2 separate regions of the Homo sapiens genome follow, and region 1 is linked to region 2. A link is an interaction called in ENCODE POLR2A ChIA-PET data of the cell type or tissue named here. Cell type or tissue: Panc1. All regions are shown on one strand. Each heading gives the region's core, and the rest is flanking DNA. Links, peaks and the distances in the headings are about the cores only.

What was found. Peaks named below come from ENCODE experiments on the same cell type or tissue, not always from the same donor. Only the 100,000 strongest peaks of a DNase experiment are listed, where the experiment ranks them.
Region 1: POLR2A ChIA-PET joins it to region 2 with 12 read pairs; 2 of 35 experiments call an interaction of 5 or more read pairs at or near these places.

The regions. Positions count from the first base shown.
Region 1 is chr19:4,108,940-4,117,205 of GRCh38, reverse strand. It overlaps MAP2K2 (mitogen-activated protein kinase kinase 2), which reads left to right. Exons shown (of 11, transcript NM_030662.4): 3 at 6,551-6,697. Among named protein-coding and RNA genes, the nearest start is that of MAP2K2, 11 kb to the left of the region's middle. RefSeq lists a silencer at 913-1,099 and enhancers at 1,927-1,976, 7,731-7,860. In Panc1, for the core only: no CTCF peak of the experiment used is centred there; no DNase peak of the experiment used is centred there.
Region 2 is chr19:4,300,800-4,309,119 of GRCh38, reverse strand. It overlaps TMIGD2 (transmembrane and immunoglobulin domain containing 2), which reads left to right and starts at 6,731. Exons shown (of 5, transcript NM_001169126.2): 1 at 6,731-6,780. The coding sequence starts at 6,735. It overlaps FSD1 (fibronectin type III and SPRY domain containing 1), which reads right to left and starts at 4,522. Exons shown (of 13, transcript NM_024333.3): 1 at 4,359-4,522; 2 at 3,079-3,174; 3 at 2,791-2,922; 4 at 1,137-1,238. The coding sequence starts at 4,373. RefSeq lists a silencer at 4,399-4,568 and an enhancer at 6,725-7,270. In Panc1, for the core only: no CTCF peak of the experiment used is centred there; no DNase peak of the experiment used is centred there; H3K4me3 peaks cover 281 bases.

The sequences.
Region 1 (8,266 bases), core at 3-8,002, 190 kb after region 2:
TCCAGTGACTACTTTCTGCCCTGGAGGGCACTTGAAATCCATATTCCCAGAAAGCTAGCACGTGGGGGTTTCAGAAATGCGAGTGTGTTATGGTTCTCCAGAGAAACAAGCGATGAAGACGAAGCGTGTGTGTGTTTGCGCCTATGTGTACAGCCACCTCAGGGCGATGGCTCAGCCAGTGACAGACCGCCTACGCAGCGGTGGCGACGTAAGATGATCAGGCCATGTTTTTGCTGTGCCTTCTGTATGTTTATTTTTATTTTTATTTTTACTTTTTGAGACGGGGTCTTGCTCTGTTGCCCAGGCTGGAGTGCAGTGGCATGATCTTGGCTCACTTCAACCTCCGCCTCCTGGGTTCAAGGATTCTCTTGCCTCAGCCTCCCGAGTAGCTGGGATTACAGGCACACACCACCAGGCCCAGCTCATTTTTTTGTGTTTTTAGTAGAGGCAGGGTTTCGCCATGTTGGCCAGGCTGGTCTGGAACTCTTGACCCCAGGTGATCCGCCTGCCTCGGTTCTCTATATTTAAATAAACAGACAGCAGCTCAGCACTGCGCTGTACAGAGCATGGGAGCCTGGGTGTGGAATGGGCTTTCCAGTGTTTGCACAGTGACGACATCGCCCAGAGAGGGATTTCTCAGTGTATCCCTGTCCTTAATGATACTTGAGTGTATGTGTAGAGAGAGATTTATTCTAAGGAATTGGCTGGAGTGCAGTGGTGCGATCTTGGCTCACTGCAACCTCTACCTCCTGGGTTCAAGGGATTCTCCTGCCTCAGCCTCCCGAGTAGCTGGGATTACAGGTGCATGCCACCACACCCAGTTAATTTTTGTTTTTTTAGTAGAGATGGGGTTCACCGTGTTGGCCAGGCTGGTCTCGAACTCCTGACCTCAAGTGATCCTCTTGCCTCGGCCTCCCAAAGTGCTAGGATTACAGGCATGAGCCACCGCGCCTGGGCAGGCTTTTCCCTGAAGGCCTTCAGCTGATTGGCTGAGACTCACCCACCCTGGGGTGGAGTAATCTGCTTTGCTCAGAGTCTGCCAATTTAAAGGTTAATCACATCTTAAAAACATACCTTCCCAGCAACCTCTAGACTGGCGTTTGACAACTGGGCACCGTGGTCTCACCGAGGAGACACACAAAGCTGACTGTCACCCACCCTTTGAAAGTCTGCAAGCCCTGGTGCTGACGGCCCCCGTGCTTAGTCATCCCGGGCTCCTGGGCCATGATGCAGCCTCTGTGCTCTGTGTTTGAGAATAGTGCCCAGGGGATACAGGGAGGATGTGACCACTTGGGGACAGTGGCTCTTAAACACAGAAGTAGGGGACTTAGTGTTGACAGGGTGTTCAGCTCCTCACCGGTGTTCTTTCAGACCTAGAACGCTGCCTCTTCCTGGAAGCCCACCATCCTGTAGTTCCCCAAACTGGGGGAACGTGACTGCACCTAGTCCCGTGGGTCTGCGCAGGTGGCAGCAGTGCTTGAGGGCCCTGCCTTCCTCGGGAGCAGCGGCTCAACTCCTGCGGGGATTTAGCTCTGCAGCTCTGTCTTCTGGCCTCTAGAGTGCTGCCCTCCCTCCCTCCTGAAGTGTGCAGCCGCGGACTTGCTATTTCTGTCCCCGTACTGCAGGCAGCCTCTTCCAAACCGGAGCAGCCTTGGAAAGCTCAGGTCCGCCTCCGCCCGAAGCACTGGGTGGAAAAAGGCAAGCGTGTGGTTCACACAGCCACAGCAGGGCCTTGAGACAGTGCCAGTCCTCGTGTGTGCCAGGGACCCTCAGGCTTCTGGGGGAGCCTCCAGTGGTCCCTGATGGGCTGGGCAGTGGACATGAACCCAATGCTTGCTGTATCAGCAGCTCCTGCTCCTGCTGACAGGCGCAGGTGAAGCCGGGCCCACCTGCAGCTTTACTGTAGCGGGGAAAGGGAGATCGGGGCCTTTGAACCTGAGGGCAGGCGTGGCTGGGCAGGTTCTGTGGTCTGGTGGGTGGAGATGTCCCAGCATCAGCTCTGGGTGTCAGTACTGTCCTTCCGTCATGTAAGATGTCAGTCATCTTGGGGGAGGCGGGGAAAGGGCGCACGGGACTCTCGTTACTATTTTTGCAACTTCCTGTGCTTCTATAATTCTTTCAAAATTAGGTTTTCTTTAAAGTGCCCGAAAACTCGGGTGGGAGAGGATGCATTGAGCTCGTGGGCTCAGCGGCTCTGGCTGCTATGCAGGTAGGGCTGCAAGGGCTCCTTTCATTTCATCTTATTTATTTACTTATTTTTATTTATTTATTTTTTTGAGACAGAGTCTCGCTCTGTCACCCAGACTGGAGTGCAGTGGCACAATCTCGGCTCACTGCAACCTCCACCTCACAGGTTCAAGCGATTCTCCTCCCTTAGCCTCCTGAGTGGCTGGCATGCCTGGCTAATGTTTGTATTTTTAGTAGAGACGGGGTTTCACCATGTTGGCCAGGCTGGTCTCAAACATCTGACCTCAAGGAATCCATGCATCTTGGCCTCCCAGATTGCTGGGATTACAGGCGTGAGCCACCGCGCCTGGCCCAGTCTCGGTATTTGAGGTCATGCTGGTTTGTAAATGTCTTTTTGGCTTGACCGTGGCCTCTGACCCCTCTCCCATTGGAGCAGCGTCCCCGCGTTACCTGGGCCAGGGAGATAGGTGAAGAACTTGCTGCTTGTTACGCGTGTGGGGCTTCTTTGAATTGTCCATGCTCATAGCAGAGATGAGAGTGTTTGTTCTCGCCTCTGAGTTCCTCCACTCCGCTGTAGCTTACTTCCAGGGTGGCGGTCACACGGCCTGCCCAAGGCCACCTCACAGTACCAGCTGCTGTCTCACAAGTGACGACCTGAGTCGAAGCCGCTGCCAACACCTTTGACGCGTGTTCTCATTAAAATTGAACAGCAGCCTCGTTTTACAGTTGAAGAAACCGAGGCTGTGTGGGGTCAGTGCCTGAATCGGATTCGAACCCTCTTGGATCTGCTCGGACTTGGGAGCAGCTGCCGGGGCTGAGCCTCCAGATCCACTGCACTGCGGTCCCCTAGCTGGCCACCGCTCCCAGCCTGTGTGTTAATTTTTAAAATCTCTTGTAGAGATGAAGGCTTGCTACGCTGCCCAGTGTTGAACTCCTGGCCTGAAGCGATCCTCCCGCCTCAGCCTCCCAAAGCACTGGAATTACAGATGTGAGCCACTGCCCCGGCTCTCTTCCAATTTTTGACAACACCTAATTCAGGATGTTTGGAAGCGCAGTGTGGGCTGCACGTGACTCTTGGCTACATCCAGCTTGGGAGCTGTCAGTTTCTGATCCATGATTTACGAGGTTGCTGAGATCATTCCAGGCCTGCGGGGTGGCGGCCGGGGGGCGGCTCGGTCCTCCTCTTCCCCTCCTGCTCTCGCTGACACTCAGTGAAGCTCTTTCCTCTCTTTTCCTACTCCGAATCCCCCAACCCCACCCCTGGCTCAAATTCCTCATTCTTCTGTAGCAACCGTCTCCACCTCCGAGCCAGGTCTGGCATTTAGTTTTAACACCCTGACACCATCCACATTTAATCAGCTATTAGAGCTGGCACGGCCTGGGCTGTGGTGTCCTGGAAAGAATACGGGCTCCAGTGTTCCCCGAGGCAGCCCCAGTCCTGACTTAGCAGCTAATGCCACTGGGAACATGGCTCCGAGGCTCCGAACCTGAGCTTGCTCAGTCAGCACCAGTGGGGCAGTACACCCATCCCCCGGGCTTGTCAGGGTGAACTTTAGAGGGTGCAGGTGCTCAGGAACGCCCCCTCCCCTCCTGTCCATCTGTCTGTCTGTCTGCCTTTCCCCTTGCACACCCTCAGTGGTGGCTGCCCGTTTATCTGGAATGCTCGCTCGACAGGCCCCAGGTATTACAGAACCATTAAAACTGAGATCACGCCGCAGCCGCCCTGTGCAGACTGGCCTCCCTCGCCTCTGCTATTTACTACAGCCTTCCAGAAGGCCTCTCGCTTCCGACGGCCTCATTTCACGTTCGGAGCTCCTGGGTTCCAAGGCCTCTGGGATTCCTCCCAGTAGCCCATCCGCCACTTCCTCTCCTAAATTACGACTTGCGACGGCCAGCCGAACGCGCGCTCTTTCCTGCTTCTTGTCACCCATCTGTGGCTCCTTTGAAGTTTTTGGTCAGGAACTGAGCCGTCCAAGACAGCAGCCCCCGTTCAGATGTGGCTACCGGGCTCTTAAAATGCGGTCAGTCCGGACGTGCTGAACATGGAAAACACGCACCAAGCTTCAAGGGCTCGGTGTGAAAACAAATGTGGCCTTTTCCAGTAAATCTCCCAACCTCCACGTGAACATCCAAGCTTCAGTACCAGGCCCTTGTGCAACGGGAGTGAGCACCAGCACCTCTCAGTTACAGCCTGGCTGGAGGGGAGAGCATCCTGGGGTGCTGGGGTGGCCCTGGGGCCTGTGGGGTCACCATGAGGGAGTGGAGTAGCCCAGGGGCCACCGTCTGGAGCTGGATTCTGCAGGCTGGCCTGAGGGGAGAAGCCAGCGCTACAGGGGCAGGCAGGGGCGGGCAGGCAGGGGCAGGCAGCGCCAGGGCTGCGGTCAAGGTGGGAGACGCTTAGCCTGAGGAGCGGCCGGGCGGGGGGAGGTGGGCACCGTGCCCCGGGCCCTGCCATGCTTCTCAAGGTCACAGGCCTAGAGCAGGGGCCACTCCCCACACACGCCCTGTGCTGTGGCCACGGTCAGCCTCCTGCTGCCCTGAACACAGCGAGGGCTCCTTCATGCCTCCGTGCCCGCTGACAGGCGGCTCTTTGTCCCTCTGCCTGGAACACCCTCCCCCATCTCCTCCTCATGGTGACTCTGTCCTTCCTCAAGGCCCGGCCCCAGTGTCACCTCCTTGTTGCTGCTCCCCAGGCACCTGGGTTGATTCTCCTTGGTGGACTTTTTGCCACATTGAGGTGGTCTTACCCATTCCTGTTCCCGTCCTGACCCCAGGTCTCCTCCAGGAAGGAGCTGTCTCCGTGCTTGGCCGCCCCTTCACTGACTGCACCTGGGCCTGGCTTTGCCTCTGTGGCGGATGAGTGGAAACCATGTCTTTTTCTTGTCTTATTGCAGTGGCTGGAGCGGGATGCTGTGATTCTCCAGGGTGCCGTCCCAAAGCCTCAGGCTGCTCCTTGCCATGCTGGGGGTCCTGGCTCTTCTGGGGCTTGTCCATGGGGTTAGGGGTTGCCCGTGGTGTTTTTGTTGTTGTTGTTGTTGTTGTTTTGTTTTTTTGGGGGTTTTTTTGAGACAAAGTCTCGCTCTTGTCCCCCAGGCTGGAGTGCAATGGTGCGATCTCGGCTCACTGCAACCTCTGCCTCCTGGGTTCAAGTGATTCTCCTGCCTCAGCCTCCCGAGTAGCTGGGATTACAGGCGCCTGCCACCACACCCGGCTAAATTTGTATTTTTAGTAGAGACGGGGTTTCACCATGTTGGTCCGGCTGGTCTTGAACTCCTGACCTCAAGCAGTCCGCCCACCTCAGCCTCCCGGAGTGCGGGATTACAGGCGTGAGCCACACACCAGGCCTCCTTTCTGCATCTCTTGAGCGGATCTTTGGCTTCTTGCCTTTTTAAAGTGGCACCGGGGTCAACTTGATGAAAATTTCCCCTGCCGTCTTGAACTTGGGTTGAAGGAGAGGGAGAATTCTCAGGGGCGCCCGCGGCTCTGTGTGGCTAACGTCTCCACGGGGTGTCTCCAGCTTGAGGGTGGGAAGGGGCTCGGGATAGACCCACCCCAAGTGGAGAGAGGCCTGGAGGGGAGCCATTGCCCTGCCTCCCTCCTGGGAAAGGCAAGCACTTTGTCAAAGTCTGATTTGATGGGGAAAAATGCTTTCACACAGCTCCCACTACAACTGAGTGGGAATTAAGTGTTTGCTTAATTGGTCTTTTTTGAAAACAGGTTTATTGAGGTGTAATTCACATACCTTACAGTGTCCCCTTTGAAAGTATGTGACTCAGTGGATTGTAGGATATTCACGGCATCGTCCTCATCACCACAGTCAATTTTACAGTATTCCATCACCCCAAAAAGAACCCTGTCCACATCAGCAGTCACCCCCATCCCCTCCTCCAGCCCCCGGCACCCACACATCCCCTTCCTGTCTCTGGATCAGCCTGTCCTGGACATTTCACAGAAATGGGATCACATATTATGTGGCCTTTTGTGTCTGGCATCTCGCACTAAGCATGACATCCTCAGGGTTCACCCACGCTGTGGCCGGGGTCTTGGCCTGGTTCCTCTTTACGGCTGAGTCCTGTTTCAGTGAGGGGTGGGCTGCGCTGGGTTGGCCTGTTCTGCCCTGGGTGGACGCCTGGGTTCTTTCCACCCTTGCCTGCTGTGAGTCGTGCTGCTGTGAGCACTTGGGACACGTTTCTGTGTGGACGTATGTGTCCACTTCTAGGCAGACACCTAGGGGTGGAATTGCGGAGGGGGTACTGAGTTGGTCTTGACCACTGTTGGGAACGCCTGCAGAGCAGAGGCCCCAAATGCCTTCATCCCGTTTTCGGGCACCCCCCAAGCCAGTCTCGCCCCTCTCCCCTTGCAGCTGATCCACCTTGAGATCAAGCCGGCCATCCGGAACCAGATCATCCGCGAGCTGCAGGTCCTGCACGAATGCAACTCGCCGTACATCGTGGGCTTCTACGGGGCCTTCTACAGTGACGGGGAGATCAGCATTTGCATGGAACACATGGTGAGTGCGTCCGGGGCAGGGGCAGGGGCAGGGCCTCCACGGAACAGAGCATGTTGGGGAGAAGGAAGACCCCCTCACGGCCCCTTTCCTCAGAGGCAACAGTGCGCTGGCTTCCAGGGGATCCTTCTCAAGGCAGTCGATGCCATACAAGTATGTATATGTAGATGCCTTTGGTTTTGTTTTGTTTTCTTTTTGTTTTTTTGAGAGGCAGTCTCACTCTGTCACTCAGGCTAGAATCTAGTAGTGGCACAATCTCGGCTCACTGCAACCTCCACCTCCCAGATTCAAGTGATACTTCTGACTCAGCCTCCCGAGTAGCTGGGATTACAGGCGCCCGCCACCACTCCTGGCTAATTTTTGTATTTTTAGTAGAGACAGGGTTTCACCATCTTGGCCAGGCTGGTCTCAAACTCCTGACCTCAGGTGATCCACCTGCCTCGACTTCCCAAAGTGCTGGGATTACAGGTGTGAGCCACCGCGCCCAGCCAATGATTTTGTTTTTTAAGCACTCATGTCTTCCTCCCAGCTTTGCTTTTTCTCTTGCTGTATCCCGGGCGTCCTTATGACAGCAGAGAGGGAAAACACTCCCGTTTTGGGGGGTACGTAGGTTGTTTCCAGTCTCTGCCCTATCTCAAATAACATGGCACTGACTCGCAGGCACACCTGTGAGGTAAGCTGTGTGAGGGAATTGCTGGGTTCCAGGGTAGATGCAATTAAAAACTGATCCCTATTAGGCCGGGCACGGTGGCTCATGCCTGTAATCCTACCATTTTGGGAGGCTGAGGTGGGAGGATCATTTAAGCCCAGGAGTTCGATACCAGGCTGGGCAACATAGTGAGAAACCATCTCTATAATTTAAAATATTAGGTGAGTGTGGTGGCACGTGCCTGTTTTAAAATTGTTAACAACATTTAAAAATGGGGATAAAAATAGCACCAGCTACATGAGAGGCTGAGGTGGGAAGATCACTTGAGCCCAGGAGGTTGAGGCTACAGTGAGCTTTGGTCACGCCACTGCACTCCAGCCCGGGCAGCAGAGCGAGATGCTGTCTCAAAACATAACAAAGCTGATGACTGTTTTTAAATGGCCTTCTCAGGAAAGTGTGGCAGTCTGAGCTTGTCAAGGCAGGCCTGTGCCTCCCCCAGCTCAGATCTGTGGGACCACAGTCTCTAGGGTGGGGTACAGGCACCCCCTTCATTGACTCTGACGTGCCCCCTTGTTAAGACACTCTGGCCTCGAAGCCCAGAAGTGGGTGAGATTGGGTGGAACAAAAGGAGAAGTGGCCAGAGCTCAAAACCCCGGAGGAAATGCTGCCGACCCCGCCACACCGAGCTCATCAGGTATCAGACCGCCTGCCGCACAGCGTCGTTTGCAAAACCAGAATGCTTGGGTGACACCCTGCAAACGTGCGATCCCCTTTGACAGTTTTGTAATGAAGGCAGGAAGTGAATTTGAGCAAGGCCCCCACGTAGCCATGTGACCCGAGCAAGGCAGCACCCGCCTTGGAGCCCCTTTCCCGCCTGCGAGGGAGACCTGGCGTCTGCCCCGCTGCTCGCAGAGTCACGTTGC
Region 2 (8,320 bases), core at 251-8,250:
TGTGCCACCACACCCAGCTAATTATTTTATTTTATTTTATTTTTTGAAACAGAGTCTTGCTCTGTCACCTAGGCTGGAGTGCAGTGGTGCGATCTCTGCTCACTGCAAGCTCTGCCTCCCGGGTTCACACCATCCTCCTGCCTCAGCCTCCTGAGTAGCTGGGACTACAGGTGCCCGCCACCATGCCCGGCTAACTTTTTGTATATTTAGTAGAGACGGGGTTTCACCGTCCTAGCCAAGATGGTCTCAATCTCTTTTTTTTGCGACGGAGTCTCGCTCTGTTGCCCAGGCTGGAGTGCGGTGGCGCGATCTTGGCTCACTGCAAGCTCCGCCTCCCGAGTTCACGCCATTCTCCTGCCTCAGCCTCCCGAGTAGCTGGAACTACAGGTGCCCGCCACCACGCCCGGCTAATTTATTTGTATTTTTTTTTAGTAGAGACGGGGTTTCACTGTGTTAGGATGGTCTTGATCTCCTGACCTCGTGATCCGCCCGCCTTGGCCTCCCAAAGTGCTGGGATTACAGGCATGAGCCCCTGTGCCTGGCCAATTATTTTATTTTTTGTAGAGATGGGGTTTCACTATGTTGCCCATGTTGGTCTGAAACTCCTGGCCTCAAGCAATCCTCCTGCCTCGGCCTCCCAAACTGCTGGTATTACAGGCATGAGCCACTGCACCCAGCCTGAATGCTTTCTTTTCTTTTTTTCTTTGTTTTTGAGATGAAGTCTCCCTCTGTTGCCCAGTCTGGAATGCAGTGACACAATCTCAGCTCACGGCAACCTCTGCCTCCCAGGTTCAAGCGATTCTCCCGCCTCAGCCTCCCAAGTAGCTGGGATTACAGGCGCCCACCACCACATCCAGCTAATGTTTGTATTTTTAGTAGAGATGGGGTTTCCCCGTGTTGGCCAGGCTAGTCTTGAACTCCTGACCTCAGGTGATCCACTGCCTCAGCCTCCCAAAGTGCTGGGATTACAGGCGTAGCCACTGTGCCCGGCCTGGACACTTTCTTGGTATCAGTATGTACTTTTGCCAACTATCGCATGGGTGGGCTATACTTACACTAAAAATGTGCTTGTTCACCTGAAATGCAAACGTGACTGGGCACACTGTTCTTTACCTGGCAGCATCAGAGGCACCCACCTGAGGAAAGTCCTCGCTGTCCATGGCCTGCAGAGTCTGGTTGGCTGTCTCCAGAAGCTCCTCGGAGCTCTCCAGGGCCCGCGTGCAGGCAGCCAGCTGGTTCTGTGGATACCAGGCACCAAAGGAGGGGACAACTCACCCCACTGCCTCAGGCCCCCTGAGGGCTCCCCACCCCATTCAGAATCCAGGGTACCATGCCCTTCTCGAACTCCAGGTGAGAGATGGAGATTGGAGCCTTGAGCGCCCCACCAAATGGGGCTGGGCTCGGGGAGCAGAACAGAATCCCTGGGGAATCCCTTCCCTAAAAACACGTAAGGCCGGGTGTGGTGGCTCAGGCCTGTAATCCCAGCACTTTGGGAGGCTGAGGCGGGAGGATCACCTGAGGTCAGGAGTTCAAGACTAGCCTGGCCAACACAGTGAAACCCTGTCTCCACTAAACATAGAAAAAAGTAGCTGGGTGTGGTGGTGGGCACCTCTAATCCCAGCTACTCGGGAGGCTGAGGCAGGAGAATCACTTGAACCCGGGAGGCGGAGGTTGCAGTGAGCTGAGGTTGTGCAACTGATCCAGCCTGGGTCACAGAGAGAGACTCCATCTCAAAAACAAAACAAAACAAAAAAAACTCACATGAGCCAGGCACAGAGGCTCATGCCTGTAATCCCAGCAATTTGGGAGGCCAAGGCAGGAGGATCGCTTGAGCCCATGAGTTCAAGACTAGTCTAGGCAACATGGTGAAAACCAGTCTCCACCAAAAAATACAAAAATGAGCTGGGCGTGGTGGCACCTTCCTGTGGTCCCAGCTACTTGGGAGGCTAAGATGGGAGAATCGCTTAAGCCTGGGAGGCGGACGCTGCAGTGAGGCATGATTGCGCCACTGGACTCCAGCCTGGGTGACAGAATAAGACTCTGTCTCAAAACAAAACAAACCAAAAACTCACATGCCTAGGCCACATCCGAGCTCCAGGGCTCTAGATTCCCCCTGGGACAGGAATCTGGGATGTCAGGAAGTTGCCCAGGAGGTCTGGATGCAGCCTGTGTGACTCCAGCTTGGAGTCTGAGTGACAGCCCACGGGAGCCATGGGTGGTGTTTGAGTGGAGGTGATACCTTCAGATCTGGGGGGCCAGTGGGAAGGGCTGAGAAACCGGAGGCACTGAGTGAAGACAGGAGGGGAAGATCTGAGCCAGACTCGGGGACGCCGTGATGGAGAGGGGATTCAGAGAGAGCACAGATGGGCCAGGCGCGGGGGCTCATGCCTGTCATCCCAGCACTTTGGGAGGCTGAGGCAGGAGGATCACCTGAGGTCAGCTTGGCCCACACGGTGAAACCCCATCTCTACTAAAAATACGAAAATTAGCCCAGCATGATGGCGGGTACCTGTAATCCCAGCTACTTGGGAGGCTGAGGTAGGAGAATTGCTTGAACCCAGGAGGCGGAGGTTGCAGTGAGCCGATATCATGCCACTGCACTCCAGCCTGGGCGACAGAGCGAGACCTCCGTCTCAAAAAAAAAAAAGAGAGAGTGTACAGGTGGATGGAGGGGTCAGGGGAGAGATCAGAAACTCGAGAGCACCCAGTTTTTGGAGGAAGGTGCCGAGGTCAGCTACGTTCTGTTGAGTAGGAGGGGCGGGGGGAGAGGAAGATGCCCTCAGCCCTCACCTGCAGCTCGTAGGTACGGCTGGCACGGTCCTGTTTTATCTTCATAAGCATGCCTTCTTTCAGCTCCTCCAGGAGGGAGAAGAGGGACTGGAACTCTGCTTCGAGGTCCTCCTGCACCTTCGCCGAGTTCGCCTGGGTCGGAACAGCCAGAATCGGCCAAAGCCCGTGTTCAGAGAGGGAACCTGAGACCTCCCACAGGCATCAACAGCAATGGGCCAGTTCCTAAGGCTGCACCCTCCAGCTTCCTCCCCTCCCCTTACCTCCCCAGGACTGCCCCACCGCCTTCACCTCCACGTTCAGCAGCATCTGTTTCAGGGAGTAGATAAAGCTCTGAATTTCTTCATTCTTCACAGCCAGTGTTTTGATGATCTTCCTCAGGGCCTCCTGCACCACCAGAAGTGTGGACACACACAGGTGCACACACACATGTGCGCACACAGGTACACACACGTGTACGCACATGTACACACGTGCACACACATGCACACACGTACATAAATGCACACGCGTGCGCACACACATGCACACACATGCGCACACACACACGGCAGGCAGGTGAGCCCGTCAGCCTGGCCAGGCTCCCTGACCCGCGCTCCCCTCCAGGGATCCAGAGAGGAGATGTGGGGGCTGCCACGCTATTGAGCTTGGGCACCAGCCAGGAGGTAAAGCTCCGGGCTGATACAATTCACCCATAGCAGCTGGGCGCCCTAAGCTACCCCATATTACAGGAGAGGAAACTGAGGCTCACAGAGAACCTCTCAGGAAGGGACAGACCCTGGCCCCGAACCAGGCGTGCTTGAGCACAAAGGCTACAACCCGATACCTACATCCTGAAGGTGGGGCGTGAGGGGCTAGCCTGAGGACAGAAAACCCCAGAGGAGAAGGATGTCTGCTGGAAAATGGGCTAACCTGGGGAAAGGGTTCTCGGTGGAAGGAAAAACCCCAGGGAGGTGGGATAGCCTGGGATAGGGGCTAGCCTCGGAACAGGGGTGGGGCCTACCTGGGGGAGAAAGATAAGCAAGGAGAAAGAAATTACCTGGGCAAAGGTGGAACCTGGGGGCCAGGGATGCGGGGGCGCCAGGTAAGCGGGGAGGGGGCAGGGAGGTCTTGGGGAAGGGCAGGGGATTCTGGGAGGGAGGATCCCGCTCGGGAGCCTCTTGCTCTGACCCAGGCTCCAACCTGCTCCTTTTTCCTGGGGCAGGGTCGGTGGGGTCCGCACTGCGGAGCTGGCGGGGCGTCTTCCAGGGGTGGGGCGGGGGGCCGGGACGCCTGGTCCGCGGCCAGGAGGGAGGGCGTGGGGGATGGGGGTCAGGGATGGGACTGGGATACTGGGCAGGGTGGGGGGGCGTAGAAGGCACGTGCCTGGCCCCAAGCCAAGATGTGGGGGGGCTGCGTCCCAAACTGGGGTAGGGGGGCTAGATCCGGGCGGGGTCGCGAATGGGGTGGGGCCTCAGCCGCAGAGCAGCTGGGGTGGAGGCGGGGAGGGAGTGGGGGCGCTGCGGCAACACCTGGTCCCCTTCCCCGCCCCCGACGCCCCTGCGGGCCCGCCCTGCCCCACCCCGTCCTACCCTCTGTTCTTCCATGGCTGCAGCCCAGGTCACCCCGGCCCGGCCCGCGGGCCCCGCGCACGCTGGGTCCCCAAGCTGCCTTTGCCGCGGCCGGTAGCCAATGGCCCGCCGAGCCCTCGCCGCCGCCGCGCCCCCGGTTAGCGCTCCATCACCGCGCGCATTGCGCAGGCGCACCCGCCGCGGCCGCCTGGGAAATGTAGTTCCGCGCTGGCCTCGCCCAGAGCCCTCACATCCAGCGCCTGGGGCTCACTGGGCGGTGTTGGTGGTGATATGTGAGCTGGAGAGAGCCTTGGATGAGAAGACAAGGGGCTCGACCCCTGGCCCTGCCGTGGGACCTCAGAATCATCTCTAATGCTCCCGTGCCTCAGTTTCCCCACTTGTTCACTCACACAGGTTATCCGTTGCTACTCAAATTGTCTAGCCCGCCTGGCATTTACTGAAAATCTAAGGCTTTTGCCCAAGAGGGTGTTTAGCCTCCAGTGCCTTCTTTCCATTTGTCCCTATGTCACAACTGAACTCCTATACACCCCACAAAGCCCCAGGCTCCAACAGCTCCTCCAGAAGTCTCCGTGCCAGCCCAGGTGCGGAAGCTAAGAATGTCTGGGTCCAGCTTTGGAAGGACCTGGGGGCTAATCTATCCAGGGTCCCTCAGCAGACGGTGGGGGGAAGGGTGGAGCTTCAGAATGTTCTGGGGAGGGGAAGGAGTGGGTAGGGGAGGCTGGGCGGGTGTACGTGTCTGCAGGGGAGGTGCAGGCATAGCCACCGCAGAACCTCCCTGTGGTGGAGGGGAACGCTGTGTACGATGCAGGCCTTCTAGGTCCGAGTGAGAAAGGAGGTCACTCTGCAGTTGGGTCTGAGACATTGAGGTCTGTGGGTTCGCCACCTCCTCCCAGAATGCACTACAGAATCAGGGGTGAGGGATGCAGGGCTGGGAGGAACTCGAGAGCCCATGAACCTCCTCCACGGGACCCCCAAGCAGGTCATGTAATAGGACCCAAAGTTATCAACAGAAATCTATTTCTCTGAACCTCAAAGGAAGATTTTTTAAATTATTATTATTATTTTTTTTTAGAGACGGACTCACTCTGTTGCCCAGGCTGGAGTAACGGGGCGCAATCATGGCTTACTGCAGCCTCCAACTCCTGGGCTCAAGCGGTTCTCCTGCCTCAGCCTCCCGAGTGGCTGGGACTATAGGCATGCACCATCACCCTGGGTTGGTTTTGTATCTTTTTTTTTTTTTTTGAGACACAGTCTCACTCTGTCGCCCAGGCTGGAGTGCAGTGGCAGGATCTCGGCTCCCTGTAATCTCCATCTCCCCAGTTCTGGCGATTCTCCTGCCTCAACCCCACTGAGTAGCTGGGACTACAGGCGCCCACCACTAGGCCCAGCTAATTTTTGTATTTTTAGTAGAGACCGGGTTTTGCCATGTTGGCTAGGCTGGTCTTGAACTCCTGACCTCAGGTGATCCACCCGCCTTGGCCTCCCAAAGTGCTGGGATTACAGGCCTGGGCCACCATGCCCAGCCTGTATCTTTTTTTTTTTTTTTTTTTTTTTAATAGAGATTGGATCTCGCTGTGTTACCCCAGGTTGATCTTAAACTCGGCTCAAGTGATCCTCCCACCTCAGCCTCACAAAGTGCTGGGATTACAGGTGTGAGCTACAGCGCCCAGCAAAAGAAAGACATTTTGGGAGCAAAATAATTGAGGCAGGGACCCTGTCATTTAACTCACTGCTCAGGCCTATGTCGCCTGCCCCTCCCCCACGGAGCCACCTGCTCTCGCACTGTGTCTTCCTGTACCTAGATGTGTTTATGTAGAGCCTTCCAGAAAGCTCACAGGGGTGGATTCCTCCCACTCACTTGCATACACTGCCTTTCTTTTCTTTTTTTCTGAGACGGAGTTTCACTCTTGTCGCCCAGGCTGGAGTGCAGTGGCGTGATCTTGGCTCACTGCAACCTCCGCCTCCCGGGTTTAAGCCATTCTCCTGCCTCAGCCTCCCAAGTAGCTGGGATTATAGGCGCCCATCACCATGTCCAGCTAATTTCTGTATTTTTAGTAGAAATTAGTAGGGGTTTCATCATGTTGGCCAAGCTGGTCTCGAACTCCTGACCTCAGGTGATCCACCTGCCTCGGCCTCCCAAAGTGCTGGGATTACAGACATGAGCCATGTTGCCTGGTCCGTACACTGCCTTTCAGATAGAAAATGCATTGGGGAAACTGAGGCACGAGGTGGCAGGAAGTGGAGCCCCCAGCAGGCTGGAACACCGGACGTCTGTTGTCTGGCCCTGGGTGTTGCATCTGCTTCTGCAGCGGGAGGCGGAGATTGTGGCAGGAAGTCTGTCAACTGGGAGGGGGAGAGGGGGGTGATGGGCCAGGAATGGGGTCCCCGGGCATGGTGCTGGGCCTCCTGGTGCAGATCTGGGGTGAGTATCTGGGCCTCCCTCCCCTCTGAACCCCACTCTTGCTGTCATCCCCAGCTGCCTGCCCCCCAGCTCAGGGCCCCTCTAAACTTCAGTCTCTCTACTGTCAGATAAGGCCCATCTCCCTCCGAGACTCAGAACGTGATGGGGGCTGGAGGATTAAGGAAGGATCCTCTGAGGGCCCCTAGGATACAATCTAAACCTTGCCCTACATACCAGCCTGGCCTGGCCTCTCTCATCTCCACCCTCCGCAGTGCCTTTGCTCCCTCCCTCTTGCTCTAGCCTGGGGACTTTTCTTTCTCTGTTTCCGCAATGGGAAGGCTGGATCTGGCCTTCGAGCCTTTGCACCTGCTGTTCCAGCTGCCTAATACCCTTCTCCAGATCTCATGTCTCTACCCTCCTCTGCAATTGCATCTCAAATGCCAGGAACTTCACATAACCTCAACTTCTCCGGGGGTCTAACAGACACGTCAGACTTCTCACAGCTAAAAGCAGACTTTCTACTCCGGCAGCAGCTCCCTCTGTGTTTCCAATTAAGGACAAAGGCTGCTGCCCTTCACACATTTCCTGGGGCGAAAACCTCCATTCCTCTTTCCCTCTCCTCTGATTCCAGCCGCTTGCACTTTTTTGTTGTTCATTTGTGTTTTTTTGTTTGTTTGTTTTGTTTTGTTTTGAGAAGGAGTCTTGCTCTGTCACCCAGGCTAGAGTGCAGTGACGCGATCTCGGTTGACTGCAACCTCTGCCTCCCAGGTTCAAGAGATTCTCCTGCCTCAGGCTCCCGAGTAGCTGGGACTGCAGGCGCGCGCCACTGCGCCTGGCTAATTTTTTTTGTATTTTTAGTAGAGACGGGGTTTCGCCATCTCGGCCAGGTGGGTCTCGAACTCCTGACCTCATGATCCACCCACCTTGGCCTCCCAAAGTGCTGGGATTACAGGCGTGAGCCACCGTGCCCAGTCATTTTTGTTTTTTAGAGATGGGTCTCACTATGTTGCCCAGGCTGGTCTTGAACTCCTGGCCTCAAGCAATCACCCAGTCTTGGCCACCCAAAGGGCTGGGATAACAGGCATGAGCCACCACACCCAACCAAGGTCTTTTTATTAAAACTTAAATTGGAGACTGAGGCAGGTGGATCACTTGAGGTCAGGAGTTCCAGACCAGCCTGGCCATGTTGGTGAAACCCCATCTCTACCAAAAATACAAAAATTAGCTGGGCGTGGTAGCGAGTGCCTGTAGTCCCAGCTACTCAAGAGGCTGAGCCACAAGAATCACTTGAACCTGGGAGGCAGAGGTTGCAATGAGCCGAGATCACACCACTGCACTCCCACCTGGGCAACAGAGTGAGACCCCATCTCAAAACAAAAACAAAAACAAAAACAAAAACTTCAATTGGACTATTTCTTCCCTGCTTTCTGATTTTCCATCACACTTACATTAAAACATAAACTGCTTAACTTCCTTCACCTCCCCACACCACCCCAAGGCTCACAGGCCCTGCCCAACCCTTCCTCCCTCTCTCCCTGTCCTCACTCTGCTCCAGCCACAC